Linked DNA regions of Homo sapiens: region 1 is linked to region 2. A link is an interaction called in ENCODE POLR2A ChIA-PET data of the cell type or tissue named here. Cell type or tissue: IMR-90. All regions are shown on one strand. Each heading gives the region's core, and the rest is flanking DNA. Links, peaks and the distances in the headings are about the cores only.

Region 1 (6,367 bases), core at 2,229-4,728, 100 kb after region 2:
AACCCCACCATGCCCTCTTATTTCATTCATTCATATTGCCTAGCTGATCATTATGGACACTTGGGTTTTCAATTGAAGGGTAAGATCTATGGCAACTCTATTATGCATTCACTATTTAACACTTTGAAGAACTCTCATGACCTATTCAGTTCTCACGATCCACTCAGCTCTCATGACCTACTCAGCCATTCATTGTAGTCCACTGAAGTCTATTTCTCTACATGTTCCTAATGATGTACCACAGGGCTCTGTTATTGGGCATGCTCAGCAGGTATGTTGAGAAACACATAAGGAGAGAAACGGTCATCTTATCTGTAGGGAACATAAAGCTAGAAGAATGAACATATATTCTGGAAAATAATAAAGATCCAAATATGTCCAAATTACCCAAACTGAAATCTAAAGGGTAAGTGTAAAGTGTTGCACTTAGGTTAAAAGAAAAATAAAACTGTTAGTAGTAGATGGGAAAATATGACTGAACGGAAGCAAATATAAAAAAAGGCTTTGGAGTTTTATATCAGTATAATCTCTGCATGAGACACAGATTAATATGTTTGGCCCAAATAAACCACGAATAGAAGTCAAAGTTCTAATGAAAAGAAGCTGTACTTCTTCCAGTTTTGCTCTGAGATTTAGTCAGAACATACTCATAGATACAGAAACATTTCAAAATGAACATCTGTATTGAAGGTGTTCAGAAGTAAATGGGCAAATGGTGGAGATGCGCTAACTTTCAGTGAGGTGAAGGTATGAAGGAATCTAGGATTCTCAGGAGAACTGGAGACTTGGACAGACAGGGTCTTGTGTGTACAGGGGAAGGTTCAACTCAGGCTATGCAGTCCAGTCCTGTGCAAGGAGGTTGGCATTTGATTTGTTTATTTGCAGAGGGCATAACAGAGACCAAGGAATAGAAGTGATAGAAAAAATGAGTTTGGGTTAATAGAATAGTAGATTTTCTAGTGATTTGATCAGTACACAAATGAAATGGGCTTTCTTGTGTGGAAGTGAGTTCACTGTGGGTGGAGGCATTTAAGCAGATGTTAGATGGCCCTTAGAGAGGATGTTAGAAAAGACATTTATGTGGGATAAAGATAGGGTGAGGCTGGGCATGGCGGCTCATGCCTGTAATCCCAGCACTTTGGGAGTCTAAGGCAAGAGGATCGCTTAAGCCCAGGAGTTCAAGATCAACTTGGGCAACATAGTGAGACTCTATCTCTACAAAACATCTTTAAAAAGTAGCCAGGCATGGTGGTGCATACTCGTAGCCACTTGGGAAGCTGAGGTGGGAGGATGGCTTGAGCCCAGGAGGTTGAGACTGCAGTGAGCCTTGATCACACCACTACACTCCAGCCTGTGTGACAGAATGAGATCCCATTTCCAATCAATCAATCAATCAATCAATTGAAATGACTTCTGTGGTCCAATCCAAAAGGAAGATTCTCTGATGCTGTGCCCTTCCTGTCCTCAGGATAACGCACAACGATCTTTGGAATATGATTCTGCAGTTTCAATTCACACAACCTTCTTTCAGAGGAGGTAGAAGAGGGGAAGACAAGTTTATTTATGTGAACCAAAAGGTGCCACTTAAGGAGAATCCAAAGAGGCTTTCTTGTTCAATAAATTGGTCCTTGGTGAACCTCAGCCTTGGGAATGTTTATATACATATTTGGGGGTATTAATTTGTAAATCAAAGAAACCTAAAATATTCTAGCATTTAAATTTTTAATGTTATTGAAACATTGAAGCATTTTTCTCTGTGGCTTCATCTCAATCTTTTGGAAGATTCTTGGCATCACAGAAACAACACCTGAGCATTCTAAAAAAGACTCCCCAGCACTTCTAGGCTTCCTGGGGATAAACATTTTCTAGCAATCCGCATGCTGCTGATGGCCAGAGCTTCTCTTGCCTTCTCTTTTCTGATTCAGGATAATTCCGAAATGAAATGACTTGCCATTCAGGCACAGTGAATTCATGCAGATGGAGAAGAAATTTAGGATGGGAACTCTGGACTGAGCACTTTTCTAAGTTGTGTTGTAGTGTGTGTTTACTAACACTTCAAATTCATTCAACCAATATTCACTGGGGGCTGACTACGTGGCAGAAGCAGTGCCAGACACAAGGAAAGTGACATGGAACCAGACACAGTCTGTGTCCTTGAGGAATCCACACTTCAGTGAGGGAGATAGACATGTAAATAGGTGGCTGCATTGTCAACCTGGTAGCTACTATGAAAGGGACCTGCTTTCAGGGACATTGCAACCCAGAAGAGGGTGCAGTGAACTCTGCCTGGGGAAGGTGAGGTCAATGACAACTGGAGAGAGAAGGTGATTTTAGAGTTGGGCATTGCGAAGAAGATGGGGTGAAGGATGAGGCTGGAAGCAGCTGTTGAGTGACATCAAATGGATGAGAGAATGCTAAGTGGAAAGGTCACTGTAGGAGCAGTCGGGCCAGCTGTCCAGGTTCCTTTCCCTGCCTCCATCTAACAAGTTTAGTTGACTTTCTGATGCTTCTGTTTTCAATGTGAAATGGGGAAAATGGAGTCTCATGCACCTACTTTCCAGGGCTATTTTGAAGACAAAATGAGATAATCAGCGAAGAGTGTTTTTGAAAACAGGTTAAGAATGGTAAGTCTAGGCTAGGGATCACAAACCCTACAGCTCTAAAGCTTCCACAATATTCTGTCTATTTGTCTGTCTGTAGTTATGACACTGAATGCCTTCAGTGGGGTACATATTCCCCCCACTATTCCCATATTTTATTCCATATGCCAGCTGTTTTAAGCATCTATGTGACCTGCCCAACACTGGAACAAGTTAATGTTAAAGGGGTCTGTACAAAGTAATATGGAAATCATGAATATTTTTGAGTCTGGATCTTCCTCTTAGACAGTAGGAAAGTGATGCATTGTTCTGAGCTGCGACATTAATGAAGGTGATTAAGAACAGGTCTTGGAAGTTAAGATTTATTTTTCATACAGCCCATTTAAATGAAAATAAAGACCTTTCCATTCCTGCCCAAGCAAGACTGCAGTAATGGCCTGAAAAATTCAGAGAGAGAGAGTGGGGCCGTGTTGTGTGTGTGTGTGTGTGTGTGTGTGTGTGTGTGTGTGTGTGGCGCGGGAGGGGGGGACTCGGGGGAAGGGGTAATAATGATGGTGAGGGCTTCTACTTGTAAAACATTAAAACAAAAACGTCTGTGACAATGCTTTAATTTAAATTATACCCTAAATGAAAATGCATTTTTACCTAATTTGGAAAAAATGACAAACAAGACTGAACGTTGGCTTCTGGATGGGTCTCCTTGGCAGTCTGGTCCATAATACAGTGCATCTTACAGAGAGAGGTGTAAAGAGGTACCTGGGTGATAACAGACATTCACTAATTCAGCATAGAGGGAGAGAGGGAGGAGGATATTAGAGAAGTGTTAGGAGAAGACTAAAAGAGAAAGATAGAAATACTGAAGGGGCGAAGATAGAAAAGTCTACGAAGGATTTTTTTTTTTTTTTTGGCCACTACCAAACTCCTAAAATAAAATTTACATACCTGAAAACCCCCAAACTCAAACCTGCATTGAGATAAAGGCAATTAGATCCAGTACGGCAGAAGAGAATCATGGCAGACAGATGGAAGGAGAGCTTATGCACATGAGTTTGTCTGAAATCTATTGTTAAACGGAAAATGTCCACCAAGTAATTTGCTATATTTCAGTTGAAAATGCCATCTTATAGCAGGTGCACCACTTCCCCTTTTGTCCCCCAATTTAAAAGCCATTTACAAATGCATCCTGGTGATTCAGACCAAAGAATTACCAAACCCAATAACACAACAAGGCTGTGTAGGAAACTGAACTTTGTTTGCACAATTAGGAGACACTCACGTGCACATTCCATAAATGACAAGGTTCCTGCAGCAAATTAACAAGAACAATTTTCCCATCTCAAGAGCTGTCAAGATGGGCCCTGTTGGCCAATTTGTCTTACTCTAGCACATCTCTGGTGCTTGTCAATCAATATGTGAAACATTTGGTGCTGATTGCCATTTTTCTCTCCATTTCCTTTTGCCTCTTGTACCAGGCAATTTACTGCAAGTCAATCAAGGTCGAAGCCGACCTTGTTTAAATAAAACACTGTTGAGCTCTTTTCACATCAACGATTTCAAAGACAGAATGAGCTGTATCTTTTACATTTACATTTATACTACTTTTTTTTCCCACTGGTTCTCCTAAAATGCTATCCTTGAGTCATAAGTCATAACTAAAGCCACCTGGACACTGAGCAAACTAAGCTGTACAGGCAGTAAGGAAACATATACTTTCAATGTATATCTTCACTATAAAGATTAACTCAGCCAAAAGAGATGCCTCACCAGTGAAAGCATGCTTCTGACTGTTTTGCCTACCATTATCCAGCCTTAATTTGAAGTAGGGCCACACAGAAGAAACAATATACCCCAAATCATCAGAGCTTGATAACACAAAGTAGCAATTTCAAGTGTTTTCTCTGAAGATCATCTCCTATAGTTGAAAGAGAGTTTTAGAATACTTTGGTGATAGTCCCTATTGTTATAATGGGTCCAGCATAAACCTTTATCATCATTATTATTATATTCATGGAAAAGAAAAGTGGAGGAGAGGAAGCAGCTGAGCCTATTAAAGTACTTGAAAACAATCTGCTCACAGGTTTTGTTTTCAAACCTTCTTTTTCCTGCAAACCATCTATAATCTCTATTTTCCTGAATAAATCAGGCTCTATTTGTTTAGGAAAATATTATTTTGTACCCCCTCCCCCACCAACCCTACAAATATTAAGAATACAGAGTGAAATAAGTCCTGGTTAAATGTGACTCTCAAATAAACAAATACAGTTGGACAAGTATAGACTTTCTTGAAAATAGTAACAGACAGTTTAACTGCTAAGGTTGTGCTAAGCTCTCAAAATGATTAATTCGAAATGGATGCTTTTCAAGTGTCTACTATGTATATGTAAGACACAGTTTGGTGCTTTCAAAAGTGCGATTTCCCTCATTTAAATCTAAAACAAACACACAAGCAAACAAAAACGTCCTCAAATTCTCAGAGCAAGCATGATCCCTATCTTCTTATGCCAAATGTAATTTTATTGGGCTTAAACGTATTTCGAGTTAGCCCATGGTCTTATTGTGTTTCATCATTTGTCAGAAGTCACTACTGATGCAGTCACTCTTCCATTAAACAGTTATGTATTGAGTGTCTACTGTGCACTGGGCATTGAGGACACAATGGCAGGCAAAATTGTGGGAGTTTCACGGACCCTAGAGTTGGGTCATGGTACTAGATACCAATACAATCATCTCAAAAATCAAAGTGTTGTTGCGAATTGAGGTAAGTGCTATGTAGGAGGCATTTCATCGTGTCCTAAAACAGGCTGGTGAATGAGAAATGCTCCATGGGGATGCAAGCCTTCAGTTGAATTCTAACTGATAGGAGCCAACTGTGTTAGCCCAGCACGGCTAAGTGTGCGCCACTGGCCTCATCCAATCAGCGTTTGATGAGATAAATAAAGGAGATTAGAGCTAAGGGTTAGACACTTCTATAGTAGCTTGACACTGCCACAAGGAAGCAAAGCACTTGCTCAGTAGACTCAGCTCCTTGAGTGGTATAATGGCAACCTTGAATGGGGAGTCACATGGGGTGCAAACTCTACCTGGGTTTGTGCAGAAGAGCCATATATAAATGGTCTCTGAGGAACTGGGGGATAAAAGGGTTCTTTTTTTTTTTTTTTTTTTTTTTTTTTTTGACATGGAGTCTGGTCCATTTCCCAGTTCAATGGCATGATCTCGGCTGACTGCATCCTCCACCTTCCAGGCTCAAGCAATTCTCCTGCCTCAGCTTCCCAAGTAGCTGGGATCACAAGCATGTGCCACCATGCCTAGCTAATTTTTGTATTTTTAGTAGAGATAGTCTTTCACCAAGTTGGCCAGGCTGGTCTTGAACTCCTGACCTCAGGTGATCCAACCGCCTCAGCCTCCCAAAGTGCTGGGATTACAGGCATGAGCCACTGCACCTGGCCTAAAGTTTTTTTTGTTTTGTTTTGTTTTTTTGTTTTTGTTTTTGTTTTTAATCACAGGCAGCTTGTAAAGCTCTGCTCTGAGGAGACAAACAATATCATCCCACTATCTAGTGTCCATGAGGCCGAATGCTTCTTTTAGAGTACTACAGATGGCAATGACGCCAGCTTCTTGGTCTGAGATGGCAGCAAGATGTCTGGGCAGTAAGAGCAGTGAGCCTTAGGGCTATGGTTATGAGATGTGCTAGGATCACAGGGTTGAATTTGGTCAAAAAGAATTCACGGTTCTTTTGGCTATACAATGTGTAAAATACAAGTTAACTG
Region 2 (6,367 bases), core at 1,315-3,814:
CCTTCCTAAATGCCTACCGGTTGGCAGTGAAACTTGAGAAAAATGAAGCAGTGCTTCTTTGTTGAGTAACGATACCAATTCCCATAAAGTCAGATGTGGGAAGTGAAAAACCTTGGCATATCAACTTTTGTGTTGACTCCATTAGAGTTGCTCACACGGCATGGGGAAACAATCAATGCCCACGTTTTAAACAACATATAAAGGAAGACTTTCAGGGGCTCTAAGGAAGAAATTGTTAATAATCGACTATTGTTGTTGCATTCTGCCTAAATAAACAGCTGGAGGACGTGTTTAGGTTGGGTCTACTTTTGCCAAGCATCGACAAATAGATGGGGTGGGAAAGCAGAGACAAATTAAACCAGGCTTGTCTTGCGCCATAGTCTTCACCAATTTTTCCTGGTGATTAGAAATGATGATAAAATATATGAAAGAAAAAAATAAAAGTCAGGGCCTGCCTAGCTGCTAATAAATCACTCATTCCTGGGAATGGCATGCCAATGGTTGGTCTTTAAAATTTTCAACTCCCTCAGACCCTCAGATGACAAATTAACCACAAACTCTTTGCCTTCTTCTCTTGAACCACCTTTTAGGGCAAGTTACATCTCAATAGCAATTTAAAGTTTCTAAAAGAGGAGATGGTGTTGGCAGAGACTTGAGAATCTCTGGTTGATGATAACTGGCACCAGGACACCCTGTTCAAATTTGACCTTGAATTGGCCAGAGGGAATTGGGGGTGAGGATTTTCAAGAATAACAGTGTCTGGTTAGATCCAAGGAGGACAGAGTCTGTTGCAGATGTTCAGGCTAGTGGTTGGCTTGAATCCCTGCTTGGCCACTGACCAGATGTGTGGACACTGGAAAGTGACATATTTTTCTTTCTGAGTCGTTCACTTGTAAAATGGATATAGTAATCTTACTTCTCATACATGATTGTTAGGAGAGTCAAATGGAAATATATTTTTAAGGAGCCTAGCACAATTCATGGTACATAGCAAGCTATTAACACATATTATTATGATTATTACTATTTGATATAATTAATCATTCTGATAATAGCAATGGCAGCTATAGCAACTATGACTCTGAGGAAAATGATTAGTACCTCCTAGGGCACTGTGGGCCCAACTTTTCCAAGTCCTTTGAAATGGCAGTTCTTGGAGGGGGATATTCAATGAACATGCGGCTGCATTTGGCTGCAAAATCATCAATCTCTGACCCCTCCACCTTCAAATTTGGCCAGCAGGAGGGCAGAGTGACTAAGTGACGTGGCCAGGAGCTATTAACAGATAGTCTCAAGAGTGTCTCTGTAAGAGCCCACAAAAATAAAACGGGATTCAGAACTGCTCCATTTCCATAAGCAAAACAATTGATGCTGATGATAACAAAACAATAATATTGTCCATGGCTGCCATGAGTTAAGTTCTCCCTGTGTGTCGGGTACTGTGCCAAGTGTTGTACATAAATCATTTCAATATATTCCCACTTACTCCTAGGAGACAGGTCACTTATCATGCCCATTTCACAGATCCAGTAAGTGAGGTTCAGAGAGGTTAAGTAATGCACCAGATGTCATATAGCTTAGTAAGTGGTAGAGCTGGCACACGATCCCAGGTCTCTTCCCCTCCCAGCTGTATGCAAAGGAACCCAAAACCAGAACACAGGCACACAGGGAGGAAACAGGTCCCCTGCCCTGGCTGATATATGCCTAGCAAATACAGAGGAAAACAGCCTGGACTCATTTCTTTGCACATTTGCTTAAATGGCAGAATCCAATCTTGTGAGAAACTGGAGGGAATCGCCCACCTCAAAGCTCTGCACCACCTCACGGATGCTGCTTGAATCAGGAGAAATAGGCCAGAACAGCCAAACTGCAGTGCAATCTCTTTCTATGCCTTCCCAAAGGCCCTCCCCAAACTTCCTTCACTGTGCTGCATCCCTGGCTCCCTAACCAGCGGCGTGAGGGGCAGCATGAGGAATGAGCAGCAATTAGGCCTGTCAGGGGCAGAACCAAGGGCACACTCCATCCCAGCTTGTCCTGTCCTGCTCTGACCTGAGGTACTTTGCCAAGAGCCCAGGGATGGAAGGAATAGGTCCAAATCCAGCCTCCTCCCATATTTGAAGAGATTTCCTTATTTGTCTCTAAGTACTGGGCATGTGGGACAATGACCTTGCTTCCTCCTTCTGTCTTAACACCTACAGAATGACTTATCTCCTAAAGAATGGACTTGCATTTTTTGTTATTGACACACATATGGTATGGCTGGCTTCACAGGGCAGGTGGCCTGTCTGCAGTCTTTCTTGGATCTGGTCACTGCTGTCGCAAGCTGCAGCTGCAGCTTTTCCACATTTCAGAGTGGAGGAGAAACAAGAAGGGGGATGAAGGAGTGAGTCAAGTTGTAGCCTCCTCCTCATCTCCCCAGCCGCTGGCTCCAGCTCTAGCCAGTGCCTCTGGCCTGGGTTGCACAGGCCTGTATCAGGGGGCTGTCCTTGAAGGAAGCACCCCGCTCAGCCTGAACAGAGGGCAGAGAAAGAAAGGGCTGTGCTTGCCTGTAAGGAATGATTTATAGCTCTCTTTCTTACACAAAATATATGACCTCAGAGAAAAACATTCCGAATGCATTCGCAATGACGCACAGATCAACACTGCATAGCGGAACACGGGAATTACAGTCACAAGGAGCAATCATTTGCAGGCTCAGAATTCAAAGTTTTCCTCCGCTCTGCCTACGTTCGTAAAGGACTAGGGTCGGCAGGGACATCTTAGATCACCTAAGTCCAATAGCTCCCATTTAGTAAGCACCAACTGTGTGATAAGCACTCTACATATTTCATCTTATTTAAAACTTACAATAACCTTTAAAGCACTTTAAAGAAGATATTGCTCTCCCCTTTAAAGATGAGGAGACTGAGGTGTGGGGAGGTTAAGTAACATAATTCTCTCTCCTTAAATTTTGTATTTAACTGTAACGTATCTGTGCCCCCCCCGGGTGCTTGATTTGCCCACTGCTTATATTTCTTTTGTAACGCTCAGCACATGGTTTTATATTATTTTTGGACTCTCCTGTGCTCTCCACTAGATCATGAGTGCCTCCATTAAAAACAGTCTGTCTCACTTGTCTGTATATCCCAGCATAAGGCTACAGTGCCTGGTATAAAACTAGTGGTGATGAATGAATGAATGAATGAACAAATCATGTCCCTGGGAGTTATATTTAGAGTCTCAGAGGACAGGGATCAGAGTAGATTTCTGCCTCTATCCCTAGAGCATTCTAGTTGATTGCTGGAATCAATGATGCCCTCCCACTTAATTCCCTCATTTCTGTTACCTCTAGGGCTCCTTTAACAGGGAGATGGCTAGACACAGAGGGAAGGTGACTTCAAACTCCTCCGTCTTTGTTTGTTTTTTGGTTGTTTTTCCTGGCACTTGCTGCCTGATCACCTCTTCTGCTTTTTTAAAATAACAGTTTTACTGAGATATCATACAATTCAGCTTTTAAAAGTATACATTTCAGTGTTACTTTAGTATATTCACCAAGATATGCAACTATCACCACTATCTAATTTTAGAACATTTTCATCACCCTCAAAGGATACAACATACCCATCAGCAGTCACGGCCCAGTCCCTTCCTCCCTCCCATAGCCTCTGGCAAATGTTAATCTACTCTCTGTTCCTATGGATGTGCCAATCCTGGACATTTCATGGAAATGGCAATTCCCTCTGTTTATTATAACCACGACATCTGTCTGTTGCAGAGCTCCATCAGAGCCAGTCAAAGTTCAATCTCAAACGGGGCACACTGCCTAGCACTTAAAAAGATCTTCCCCTGGCAACCTGAAGCAGGTCCCCTGCAGGCCTTTTTTTTTTTTTTGGCTGAGACCCTGCAGCTGCTGATATTCTTCAGATGGAGATTGTTAGGTGATGGCATTTGAGAACGAGTTGCACATGTGAATGTCTGAGGGCGAGCTGGGAATTTGTTCTAGCGGTTCAGGCATGGCTGTAATCACCTAGCCAGGCACAGGCAGGGACATTTGTGGGAGGGGAAACAAGAAAGGATAAGGGGACTCGAACTGGGTGCCAAGTCAGTAGCTGCCCTTGGGTTAAGAGCTTAATAGCTATTGTGAATTTGGGACCATCCCGCCCCAATAGGGCACGTTCTCACACATGAAGGGTCAGAAAGGGATTTTAATCGTAGGTGCCACATCATTTGACCATTGCCCCTATACTCATTCTTTGCCTTCCTAAATCATCAGGAAAGTATTACTTGAGATCAGCGTCATCTCCATTAGCTACTTTCCAAGTGACAAAGACAAAATAAAAAAGACCACTTGAAATATCTGAGAAGGACCCTTCTAAAGAGAAGATTTTATTACACAGTTACGTCTGAGCAGTGCCTATCTGAGCATTTCAGTAAATCTACATTACCCTAGGTATTTTGGCCTCCTCTGGGAGAGGAAAGCCTATCAGTAGAAAGTAATGATTTTGGGTTTTTCAATTGCCCTAAGGATCTTGACAATACTATTAAGACCCATGCACTCCCTGTCGAGAAGTTTAGGAGTGAAATTATTAATATGCCCAGACGTTATGTTGATTGTTGTGCTGTAGCAGAAAATACTCTTTCTGTTATGTGAGCAGCATTATCACTTTCCCAGGCAGAGAATTGCATCAAAAATTTAAACTCCTCTCATTCCAGCTCATCACATAGCTTTTCAAGGTCTTATTGTAAAATAGGCTGGGCAAAATTTGGATATTTCCCTACCCATGAAAGATAATATGTTTTTCAAAGACCAGGCTATTTTTTTAAAAAAGCCAAACCTCACAGTGGAATTCTTTTCCACTGAGATGCCATTCTTTAGGTCTTTAACTAGAATTTCCTGGGGGTGTATTTCATTCTTTTTTTCTCTCTCTCTTTGAGATGTTTACAGTGCTTTCCCCCAAACATAGAAAGATCAAAACAAAGATAAAATATAATTTTGATTTGAGATTGTGCCTCTGATGAACAGAATAATGGAAACAAACTCTGATCTACACCATTCATTAATACCAAGAGTGGCCGAAGCATACCAGTTAAATGGCAAGGATGGGATAAAGGTTCCTGGAGCATTTTCACTTCAAAGCTCAGCAGAATTATTTACTATCTGGGTGAACTTTTCCCAAAATCTCTCCTGGTACATGCCTTATAGGGCAAGGGAACAAAAGTTTCTCCATACTATATAAACAGAAGCCAGCTGAATGTCAGACCTTGAACTGCATCTGGTGTCACGTCAAGTAACAGCTGATGTCATGGGATGTAAAGACATATCGCTGGAGATATTTTCAGAACCCCCTTTTTGCCTTTAGAATGCACACACATACACACACGTACGCACCCACACAAGTAATTACCCAAGATAATCAAATATCTGGAGAAACATCCACTGCCTAAGACTACATGGCTCAACTACTGTCAGAGAGAGCACTCTCTGGATTTTGCTGGTAATTGTTTACTGGTTTCTTTCAAAGTTGTCTTGGAGTTGTCTTTACCTCCCAATTAAAATAAATCAGACCTCTCACAGTGCTCAAGACCTTTCTTATGATGTTGCATGAATGATGAGTAGAAGTACCCCGCTGCTGAGCAGGCTTAGAGGAGAAACCTCTCACCCTCACCTTGAAGATCCCCAGGATGCCACTAACTTTTAGAAAAAAACTGGGACCACCAGGAGGCCAGTGTGTTATCAGCCCTCAGTTTTGCAGTGGGAGGAAGAGGCATTGCCATAAGAATCACTGGGTCCCGGTGTGCTCCACTAGAAGAAAGGTTTCTTTCTAGCAAGGGTTCAGGAGGCCATTTCTAGGGCCTTTTCAGTCTTGAAAACATTGATCTCTCCAGTTTTGCCTGGAGGACTTCTGAAGTTAGACCACCAAAGTTCTGAGGTGCTTAACCTCTGTATCCTCATCTGTAAAAGGTGGTTAATAACAATTCCTAATTGGTAAAGAGAGTTAAATGAGATACTACGTTTAAAGTGCTCAGAAAATGCATCACACATAGAAGGCCCTCAGGAAATGTCAGCATTTATTTTCACCTGAATAGGCTAATTATTATTTATTTATTTACTTTTTTTGAGATGGGAGTCTCACTCTGTCACCCAGGCTGGAGTGCAGTGGCGCCATCTTGGCTTACTGCAACCTCTGCCTCCCAGGTTCATGCGATTCTCCTGCCTCAGCCTCCCGAGTAGCTGGGATTACAGGCACGTGTCACCACATCCGGCTAATTTTTGTATTTTTAGTAGAGATGGGGTTTCCCCGTGTTGGCCAGGCTGGTCTCAAACTCCTGACCTCAGGTGATCCTTTTGCCTTGACCTCCCAAAGTGCTGGGATTACAGGTGTGAGCC

The links. ChIA-PET counts read pairs that join two places held together with the same protein. Peaks named below come from ENCODE experiments on the same cell type or tissue, not always from the same donor. Only the 100,000 strongest peaks of a DNase experiment are listed, where the experiment ranks them.
Region 1: POLR2A ChIA-PET joins it to region 2 with 14 read pairs; 3 of 35 experiments call an interaction of 5 or more read pairs at or near these places.

The regions. Positions count from the first base shown.
Region 1 is chr5:167,841,986-167,848,352 of GRCh38, reverse strand. All of the region lies in intron 4 of TENM2 (teneurin transmembrane protein 2), which reads right to left. Among named protein-coding and RNA genes, the nearest start is that of TENM2-AS3, 110 kb to the left of the region's middle. In IMR-90, for the core only: no CTCF peak of the experiment used is centred there; no DNase peak of the experiment used is centred there; H3K27me3 peaks cover 169 bases.
Region 2 is chr5:167,941,939-167,948,305 of GRCh38, reverse strand. All of the region lies in intron 5 of TENM2 (teneurin transmembrane protein 2), which reads right to left. The region is part of intron 2 of TENM2-AS3 (TENM2 antisense RNA 3); the gene reads left to right. Among named protein-coding and RNA genes, the nearest start is that of TENM2-AS3, 8.5 kb to the left of the region's middle. RefSeq lists an enhancer at 2,035-2,536. In IMR-90, for the core only: no CTCF peak of the experiment used is centred there; a DNase peak (open chromatin) is centred at 2,485; H3K27ac peaks cover 2,338 bases.